Linked DNA regions of Homo sapiens: region 1 is linked to region 2. Evidence: chromatin loops called from intact Hi-C (ENCODE). Cell type or tissue: Calu3. All regions are shown on one strand. Links, peaks and the distances in the headings refer to the core of each region. The heading gives the core; the rest is flanking DNA. Region 1 has its middle 310 kb from the start of SNORD151. Region 2 has its middle 360 kb from the start of SNORD151.

Region 1 (5,384 bases), core at 171-5,170, 53 kb after region 2:
CAGCCAGCCACCAGGCATACATGAGAGAGCCACAAGAGCAGAAGAACCTCCCTGACAAGCCCAGCCCAGATTGTCACAGTAGGCTTGTGAGGAATGTGTCAATCACTAATACACACAGTAAGTGATTTGATTCAGGGCAGAATTCTACGTCTTTTGCCTACCAATTAAATGTTCCTACCCTGAGCTATGTTATCCTTTGTAATATTTGTTGAATGAGTTAAGAAATGAAAGAACACATGAATCAACATGAATAATCTAAGGTTAAGGTTCTAAAATAGTCTAGATTTAGTTGTCTAGTGTGCCATCATTTTTATTAAGAAGTAAGCTCTATATGGTCAGTGATTTTATTATTTTCTGCCTTCAGCTCCTAGAACAGTGAAAGCCACACACTAAATATTTGTGTTTATATTATCGGTTTCCAGCTGGCATGAATGAACTTCTCTCAAAACACATTTGCTTTAATTATTTTATTCAAAATAGATTCACATTAAATTGCTCTCTTATATAGATCAGAGTGGAAGAGCACAGTGAAGTGTGTAGGGAACACACTCCAAGGCCCTCCTGAATTCCCAGACCTGCCAGCACCAGGCTTCTCACAGGATCACCCCAAAAAGGAACATGAGGCGTGGAGATCAGGCCAGGCAGAACTGACAAAGTGGGTGACTGATTCCTAAAAACCCCTTTCAGAGAGAAAAACATGATTTTAGGGGCTTAACCACAACTGCTAACAGTGATTATGAAAAATACAGCAGCTACTACCTGTATATAATAAATGACAAACGTATTTATTCCAACTTTTATTTACTAAGAAATTTTCCTTGAACCCATATATTAAAAAGAAAAAAATTCAGAAAGATATTTCAGATATTCAGTATTATGCCTCTATACTTAGTATTTATTTAAAGCTTATAAACATTTAGTCAAAACATTTGACAAAATCTGAGTAAGGATTTCTAAATTTGTAAGGGGAAAATTCTTTCCGTTCCTGTTGTAGATTTCACTGACCATTAGTCTTTTAACTGCCGTATTTCCTCCTGTTTACGATGACACTCTGTTATGGCATATGGACCATCTTAAAAATTAGCATCACATTACCTTTACTAATCCTGAGAGAGCAGGAACTCTTCATCGGTCTTACTTATTGGTCGTATAGGGAAAACAAGAGATCCATTTTTAGATGCCGAGAGTTTTACTAGATTCTGGTTTTAAGTATAGCAATAAAAATTGTTTTTGACCCACACCACAAAAATGTCCAAATTTCTTTCATTGCCAAACACACACACATGCACAAGCATGCATGTATGTGCTCACACATACATTTGAGTGTGCATGAGTTAAAACATGGAGTTAAAATGTGTGAAATTATAGGAACTCAAGTATTTAAAATTATGCGAACTACTAAAAGGAATAGTGTCATTCCTGTGTAAGAGACTCACGTGGTTGATCTAGAGTTTAAAATGAACAGGAGTTTATAGAAATATAAACACATATTTAATATTAAATAATAATAAACAATAAATAATAATAATAATAATGAACAATAATATTATAATTAAATTCCATATCTCAAAAAATTCCATAATAAGAAATTCCATATCTGAGAAAAAGAAATGGAATATCCATAGAAGAGTTATATACTTTTACAATTTTAGCATCTAAAGGGTGCTCAACCCCTGCCCACTCTACTCTGCCACTTTATTAATGAACTTTGAGGACAGTCAAGTATATACCTCACCCAAAGCTACCCAGCTCAGAGATAAGAGGCCTGGTTTTCAAACCCAGGAGTCAAGTGTTTTCTACTTTCTCCCAGTGTATTTCTTTATAGACAATTTTAAGTCTTAAAACTAGGAGCTTGATTATAGGTTGTCTAGTTGAACTTCATTTTTTAACTGGAGAGAGAATTAAAATGTCCAAAATGAAGATCGCATGGCTGGGCATTGACAGATCTTGAATCCAGGAACCCCGATGTTAAACCATTATTTTTCCCACTTTACTAAACTCTCTCTTTTTTAATTTTATTAGATTCTGGGTATAATTTTGCCTCACATGCTATGATGTGTTTCCCATTTTTAAAAAGCTTCATAATGTTCTGAGAATAAAAAGAAGGGAACACATCTTTAAGCTTAGTAGCAAAGTTATGAAAACATAAATTTGTTAATGATAGTATGACATCGACTTCAGCATCCCCAGATCTCATTCTTTATATGCGAACATCTATGAGCAAATGCACTTAGTATTTGGACACAGGAACCACATAACAGCTATTAACAGCAAGTGAAAAATATTTCAAACACTACGTACCCCAACTGACATTTGAGTAGCAGTTAAGTTCTTGGAACGCTGCCATTTTGATCTGTTACGTAACAGCTCATTGTAAACAGGATGAAATAGGGCAGTTAAAAGACTAATGGTCAGTGAAATCTACAACAGGAATGGAAAGAATTTTCCCCTTAAAAATTTGGAAATCCTTATTCAGATTTTGTCAAATTATTAATTAAAAATAAAACTCACAAGGTCAAAGTATAAAAATAACAGCCAACCAATTTGCTCTCCTCTGGAGAACATATATCACAGGATGCTTTACTCAGCCCCATACTGTTTAAACATAGTTTTACAGTCTCTCCTGCTTGAAAACCCAGATATGCTCTTTGCAGATATGTTAAAACCACACATACAGGTAAACACGCGCCACATGGGAGGTAGCTCTGTTCCTGTGCACGGGTCCCGCATACAAGGTAGCTCATCTGCATCACCATGACAACAGCCAGGAATGCAGCTCACAGGCCACTACTGCAGGCCTTGGAGCCAGGCAGACCTGGGGCTAAAGCCAGCTGCACCAGCTACCTGTGCTGTTTGGTTACTTATTTAACCTCTCTCAGGCTGTGAAAATAAATTAATTAACCCATGTGAAGCATTCAGCCAATGGCTGGCACACAGGAAAGTGGTAGCACGTGTTATTTTTGTAATCATTATATGAAAAGCCAGCTCGAGCACCTGAGCCTCTGCAGGTACACAGAAATGGAATCCACTATTATTTTAACCATTTTCCTGATAGTTGCTAGTCCACATTACTTACAATTCAGAGCAAGTGATTTTCCCTTGGTCTAAACTTTCCCCTTCATTTTTATGGCTGTTTCACCGTTTCTCAGAATTTCTGTTGCCCTCCACTTACAACAACTTTCCACACACACTCACCCCATCTCAGGAATAAAAATAGTGACCCATTAAAAAAAATTCAAAAACATCATTTCAATCTAAGTCACATTCTTCATGCATGGCTTATTTGAATCTTCTGTGTCCTTCGTTCTCATGATTGTATGTCACACTGTGCATTTTAATGTTCTAATTATCCATAGGTCGAAACAGCAGCCACTATTTTAGAGCTGTAGCAATCCACTTGAAAAATCTGGAGGAAAAATGTTTTTCATATTAACCAAAGCACATTTCCTTCCTGATATTTCCTTATTACCCCCTTTTGACATTCAAGTGAAGGTGATTGCCAAGAAAAGATTTTGATGGTAGAACACTGAACATAAAAGAGCCAGTTCTTGGTTTTTAAATCTCAAAAGTCAACAAGTATGTGATAACTTTCCCCATCCTTCAGAATAGAAAAAAAAAAAATCCCCCAAATCATGGGAGGAACAGAGAATTGCGGAAGGACAGGAAGCTTGATTATTCAGCAGCATCTCTGACTTGAGGTCTGAGCTCCAGGTCCACTCCAAGGCAGGTCTAGTGTGAGAAGAGAACATTCTAGACAGGCCTGGGGAACCTGAGGGCATAGTAGACCTTCACATGTCCCTCTTGTTGAAGCCCCAGGAAGCAGTGCAGCCTCAAGCCCGGCAAGGGAGCAGCAGGCTAGAACCGTCTGGGACAACCTCCATCCAACAATTCCCTATAGCCCAGATTGCTGCAAAAACATCAGTTTCCCATCTCCCCCAAATAGCATGAAACTATAAAGAAGATTAGTCAGATGCAGAGATAATTAAAACTGAGGATGAGATCACTGAAGAACATAGTTGTGAAAATGCATGCCAACAACTAAATAACAGGCAGAATTAAGGATGGCTCAGTGGCTACCAGCCCAGAGAAGCACTGCAAAAATCACAAGCCATTAAACCTCGGGCATCCTCTGAGAAATAAAGGAGAGAGTGAGGTCATCCAGAGTTATCAAGCATTAGGTTTCAGAAATTAAGGAACTCAACATAGAAATTGTGATCAGGTACCAAAAAATAAAGTTACATTTCTTGCACACCTAAATTTATATATATGTAAATTCATATCTACAACATAAACAGACACTTTTAAAAAAATATCAGGATATCGGAGAAGCAGTTCTCTCAATTCACAATTATTTTACTATTTGAGTTCATGAGCATGAGCTTTAGAAAAATCAAAGGGCAGAGCACAGCATTAGGACCGGAGGTGCTGGGCAGATTTTGGCTCCCAATCCCCCATACAGACACTTGTCTGGTGCTTCTTCATTTTTCCATTCGACTTCACCAATGCAGAGCTGGTCTTCTCTTTTTTATCTTCAGTTTCTAGGGTTTTACCAAATTTAAAATGCCAGGGGCATATCTTAACCCCACACCAGAAGGGCTCTAGCAACATAACAGTGGGATTCATCTTGTTGACCTCACTTCTGATTTACCTTCTAACAACAACAAAAATGACAAAGCATGATAAAGGCATGAAAAAACACTTCTTATGAGACAAAGCAAACATTAGAACTAGGCTTAAGTAATACAGAGTGTATTCGTCAGGGTTCTCTAGAGGAACAAAACTAATAGAATAGATGTATATATGAAGGGGAGTTAATTAAGGAGTATTGACTCACATGATCACAAGGTGAAGTACTGCAATAGGCCATCTGCAAGCTGAGGAGCAAGGAAGACAGTGCAAGTCCCAAAACCTCAAAAGCAAGGAAACCGACAGTGCAGCCTTCAGTCTGTGGGTGAAGGCCCAGGAGCCCCTGGCAAACCACAGTGTAAGTCCAAGAGTCCAAAAGCCGAGGAACTTGGAGTCAGATGTTTGGAGGCAGGAAGCATCCAGCACAGGAAAGAGATGAAGGCTGGAAGACTCAGCAAGTTCACTCCTTCCACCTTCTTCTGCCTGCTTTAGCCACGCTGGTATCTGATTAGACGGCGCCCACCCAGATTGAGGGTGGGTCTGCCTCTCCCAGTCCACTGACTCAAATGTTAATCTCCTTTGGCAACACCCTCATAGACACACCCAGGAACAATACTTTGCATCCTTCAATCCAGTGAAGTTGATACTTTATATTAGTCATCATACGGATTTAAAAACTATCAGACAGCATATTTAAAATAACTATAATTAATATGTTAAGAACTCTCATAGAAAAAGGAGGCAATATGTAACAGATA
Region 2 (5,384 bases), core at 183-5,182:
CCTCAGGTGATCCACCCTCCTCAGCCTCCCCAAATCCTGGGATTACAGGTGTGAGCCACCGCACCTGCCCAATCCCCACACTTTCAAACACAGAAGCTGAGGGTCTGAGAGATGTAGTGACTCACGAGGTGTCAGCACCATCCCCTGAGCCTTGCCCAGCCCCTTCCTTCTGTTCTAGGAGTGGGGCATTCACACTTTTTATTGCACAGGAGACACTGATGGATGAGAGCCTGCATCCATCCTCAGAGGGGATGAGGGATGGTCCTAGAGCCCATGAGGTGAGAGGTGAGGGCAGTCCTGCCAAGGTCACGGGGCAAAGGTCACCCACTGCTCATTGTCGTGCTTTTCCCTGTCACACACCTTCTGTCAAAAACTAGTTATCTAAGACTATAAAAACTCTGGAAGAGGCCGGGCTGTAATCCCAACACTTTGGAAGACCAAGGCAGGAAGATCACTTGAGCCCAGGAGTTTGAGATCAGTCTGGGCAACAGAGTGAGACCTTGTCTCTACAAATAATCAAAAATTAGCCTGGTGTGGTGATGTACACCTGTAATTCCCAGTTACTCAGAAGGCTGAGGCAGGAGAATTTCTTGAGCCCAGGAAGTTGTGGCTGCAGTGAGCCATGATCATGCCACAGCACTCAGCTTGGGCAACAGAGCAAGACCCTGTCTCAAAATACAAACAAACAAACTCCGGAAGACAACCTAGGTAATACCATTCAGGACACAGGCACAATCAAAGAGTTCATGATGAAGATCCCAAAAGCAATTGCAACAAAAGCAAAAATTGACAAGTGGGATCTAATTAAACTAAAAAGCTTCTGCACAGCAAAATAAACTATCGACAAAGTAAACAGACAACCTACAAAATGGGAGAAAATTCTTGGAAACTATGCATCCAACAAAGATCTAATATTTACCATCTATAAGGAACTTAACAAATTTACAAGCAAAAACGAACAACTTCATTTTTAAAAAGTGGGCAAAGGACATGAACAGACACTTTTCAAAAGACATACATATGACAAACAATCATAAGAAGAAAAACTCAATATCACTGATCGTTAGGGAAATGCAAATCAAAACCACAATGAGACAACATCTCACACCAGTCAGAATGGCTATTATTTAAAAAGTCAAAAAATAACAGACACTGACAAGGTTATGGAGAAAAAGAAACACTTATACTCTGTTCGTGGGAGTGTAAATTAGTTCAACCATTGTGGAAGACAGTGTGGTGATTCCACAAAGACCTAAAGAGAGAAATACCATTTGACCCAGCAATCCCATTACTGGACATATACCCAAAGGAATATAAATCATTCTATTATAAAGATACATGCACGGATATGTTCATTGCAGCACTATTCACAATAGCAAAGACACGGAATCAACCTAAATCCCATCAGTGATAGACTGGATAAAAAAAATGTAGCATATACACCATGGAATACTATGCAGCTGTAAAAAAGAATGAGATAATGTCCCTTGCAGGAACATGGATGGAGCCGGAGGCCGTTGTCTTTAGCAAACTAACACAGAAACAGAAAAATATATACCATATGTTCTCACTTTTAAGTGGGAGCTAAATGATGAGAACACGTGGACACACAGAGGGGAACAACACACACTGGGGCCTTTTGGAGGTTGGGGGTGGGAGCAGCGAAAAGATCAGGAAAAATAACTAATGGGTATTAGGCTTAATACCAGGGTGTTGAAATAAACTGTACAACAAACTCCCATGACACACGTTTACCCATGTAAACCTGCACTTGCACTCCTGAACTTAAAATAAATGTTTGAAAAAGAGGAGCCCATGGGTTCAGGAAGCAAAAATATGTACAAGATAAAATAAAGGAGAAGAATTGCTCTGTTTTCATAGGAGTGCTAATTTCCAGGAGAAGGCACAACACAGAATTTTTCCTAAAACATAGCCCTGTGAAATGCAGCAAACAACTGCCAACCGCAGTGCGGTCTGAGTTCCCCAGATCTCCCTCAAAAGAGGTTTTTTTGAGCAAAAATAAATATTGAAGCAAATGTGGTAATGCTTGCATTGAAGGACTTCTCCAAGAGCACTATTTTTGCACCTTGATTTCTTTGTTCTAGCCATGACATTTCTGATGTGGGTATTTATGTACGTTCTCAATGTAAGGGCTAAACATTTCAAAGACTGCTAAATCAATTCCAGAAAGCCCATGCAGTTGCCTTGAAAATGAGATCAGGTTTTTGATACTATTTCAAGCTGTTTTATAGGAAATTTATTGTTCATCACAGTTCGACATGCCACGTTTCCATTTATATTTTAAGCTAAAGTAGCTTTTTTCCTCAAAACTCCATAAGCAAATCACCAAATTTTAAAACGTGTTTTGTGTCAAATATGCTGACAACCACAATATAATTTGATGCAGTGATTAAAGGGTATGAAATAAAAATAACATCTCAAGATTATTTGTAGAAAATGTTTAAGTACATAACAGGTTCCTTTGATAGGTGGCCAATAACTAGACTTCAAAATTTTAGTTTCATAAAAGCCTTTCTTTAAATTTAGTAATCAATGATTTATACTTAGTTTACTGACTAAATTAAAAAAACGCTCTAAAAATGGAATACTCGCAGCTGACAAGGGTATGGTGGAAGTGGCACTTCATACATTGCAGAGTGGATGGCAGGGTAAATTGGCACCAACTACCCTGAAAGCAACTGGGCAATAACTCTGAAGGATGACACAATTTAACCATCTTCTGGGGCTCTATTCTAAGACAAGCAAAATGTGGAAAATGTATATGCACAAAGATGTTTACTCACAACATTATGGTTAATGTAGAAGAATCTGTAGTAAAAGCAACTTAAGAACCTAATATAAAATTACTTAGAATGATGATTATAAGACTATATACCTCAGGAAAACACTTATTTATTCAAGAACAGCTTTGACTTTATGTATAGCCAAGACAAAATAAAAATCCTTGTTTCACTTTGCAAGGAAACGATCTCCCTGTCTTTCTGCCAATTCAGCGTGTCTCTAGAGGGTAGTCCACTTCTGAGCGCCCTCTGCAGGGCACCGCCTCATGTTACAGTGGAAACTGGCTCTGCTTTGAGGAAGCTCAGTAGGTCTTGGAGATGGGAATGGGGCAGGGCCTGCAGTGGTGGAAGCAGGAGATGTGCCCTGAGCACCTGGGACCTCCTGATTTAAGGACAGGGAGGAGGAAGATCTGATGCAGGCCCAGGTCTATGACAAAAGAGAGGGTATGAGGAGCACACTGGCCCAACCTCAGAGGCTGCATCTAAGCTCTCAGGTGCACTCAGAGTGTTGGGGTGGGCCCCAAGCCAGGGAAGGATGTGCCCTAGAGCCAGTGTTAGGCTCCCAAGCACATAGGAGGACAAGCAGCACTTAGCAAGGACCTTCCCAGCACCAGGAACCAGGTCTGTCGGCAGCAGGCCCTTGAAGGCCTCTAGCTCCATCCATGTTCCTGTAAAGGACATGATCTCATTCTTTTTTATGGCTGCATAGTATTCCATGGTGTATATGTACCACATTTTCTTTATCCAGTCTATCACTGATGGGCATTTAGGTTGATTCCATGTCTTTGATATTGTGAATAATGCTGCAATGAACATGTCCTTGAGGAGAGGAGGAAGCACAAACGGGTGTTCTGACTCTCCTGGCTCACACAGATGCAGGCCAGGTGAGGCAGAGCCCATGGAAGCAGGTAGTGAGCTGGCACACGGTGGAGTTGGGGCATACCACAGGAGGGCTGCCGGGACTGCGTGCCATGGGCTCATGTCTTATTGATCACAGTGAATATGACTGTGGTGGTGACATTCACAGCAGGGCACCAGCCTCCCTGGGCCTGTCCCTTACACGAAGCCTGGGCTGGGGACCCTCCAGGCCAGGTCCTTGCCTGCAGTGCCAGTGGCCAGCAGCAGGGACAAGCCCACCTGTATTCTGAAGAGGCTTGAATCTGCAAGCTGTGACAACCTTCGTAACGTTCACAACTTGATTCCCATCACAGCGTTGGTAAGGTTCTATCCTAGGATACTTCCTGAGCAAAGAAAAAGAAAACATTTACATGCATAATAGTGAACGATTGAAAAAGCATAAATGTTCCACATAAGAGGAAAGGTTCAACCCACTGTAGTCCATATAACAATGTGCCGCTGTTACATGGCAGGCAAAATATATTCTAGCAAATATTTTATAATAATGTGAAAAATGAATAATACCATGTATTTGTAGAAAATTAGAATATAGATTATATATGTGATAAAACATATAGAAATGTGTTTTACATAATTTTAACTAACTATATAGTTCACATTTGTAGATAAATGTGGAATAAAACTATATAGATATATAAATAACTATTCCAAAACATTCATAGCAGAGATACTAGAAGAAGGTTCACCAAAAGGTACTTATTTATGAGTTATTTACGAGTTACTACTAGAGTAATTTTTAAGCTACATATTTTTTAAAAAGAGGAAGAAAGTGATAAATAACCGGCTTGCAATTCCTCTTTTCCCTGGTAGAAATGAAGCAAGCAGCATTAAACACAAGCAAATTTTAAAAACCCCACCTGGCTCCATTCCAGCACTTGGTTTCCATCTCATCTCCTGCAGCTCCGTGGCCTGGCCAGACCCACCTCAGATGCCACTGGCTCCTCTTTTGCTCATGGTCTCTGTGCCCAGGCTCAGCTCTGTGCCCCAAGCCTGACACCCCTTGAGTGTGGACCCTGCAGTCCACAGCCTCTAGACAGGTCACTCAGCTACCACCAATAACTCAGAGCCTCCTTAGGACCTAACAAGTGTGTCTCTTATGAATAAAATTACCTATTTCTGGCTGGGCACAGTGGTTCATACCTGTAATCCCAGGACTTTCGGAAGCTGAGGCGGGTGGATCACCTGAGGTCAGGTGTTCGAGACCAGCTTGGCCAACATGGTGAAATCCCATCTCCACTAAAAATACAAAAATTAGCCGGATGTGGTGGCACATGCCTGTAGACCCATCTACTTGGGAGGCTGAGGCAAGACAATTGCTTGAACCCGGGAGGCAGAGGTTGCAGTGAGCCGAGATTGCTCCATAGCACTCCAGCGTGGGCAACAGAGTGAGACTCCATCTCAAAAAAAAAAAAATTACCTATTTCTGCTACACATAAATAAAGGTGTGGGTTTTTCTTGGTTTTTTTTTTTGGCTTTTTTTTTTGAGATGGAGTCTCACTCTGTCTGTCACCCAGGCTGGAGTGCAGTGACCCAATCTCGGCTCACTGCAAGATCCACCTCCCGGGTTCACACCATTCTCCTGCCTCAGCCTCCCGAGTAGCTGGGACTACAGGCGTCTACCACCACGCCCGGCTAATTTTTTGTATTTTTAGTACAGATGGGGCT

Evidence for each region. A loop is a pair of places that touch in the nucleus more often than their neighbours do. Peaks named below come from ENCODE experiments on the same cell type or tissue, not always from the same donor. Only the 100,000 strongest peaks of a DNase experiment are listed, where the experiment ranks them.
Region 1: it touches region 2 in a loop (2.1-fold over the local background); 3 of 110 quality-filtered maps call a loop at or near these places.

What each region holds. Positions count from the first base shown.
Region 1 is chr7:47,150,971-47,156,354 of GRCh38, forward strand. No RefSeq gene overlaps it. Among named protein-coding and RNA genes, the nearest start is that of SNORD151, 310 kb to the right of the region's middle. In Calu3, for the core only: no CTCF peak of the experiment used is centred there; DNase peaks (open chromatin) are centred at 2,341 and 2,791.
Region 2 is chr7:47,097,964-47,103,347 of GRCh38, forward strand. No RefSeq gene overlaps it. Among named protein-coding and RNA genes, the nearest start is that of SNORD151, 360 kb to the right of the region's middle. In Calu3, for the core only: a CTCF peak has its summit at 3,060 (motif pointing left); a DNase peak (open chromatin) is centred at 3,048.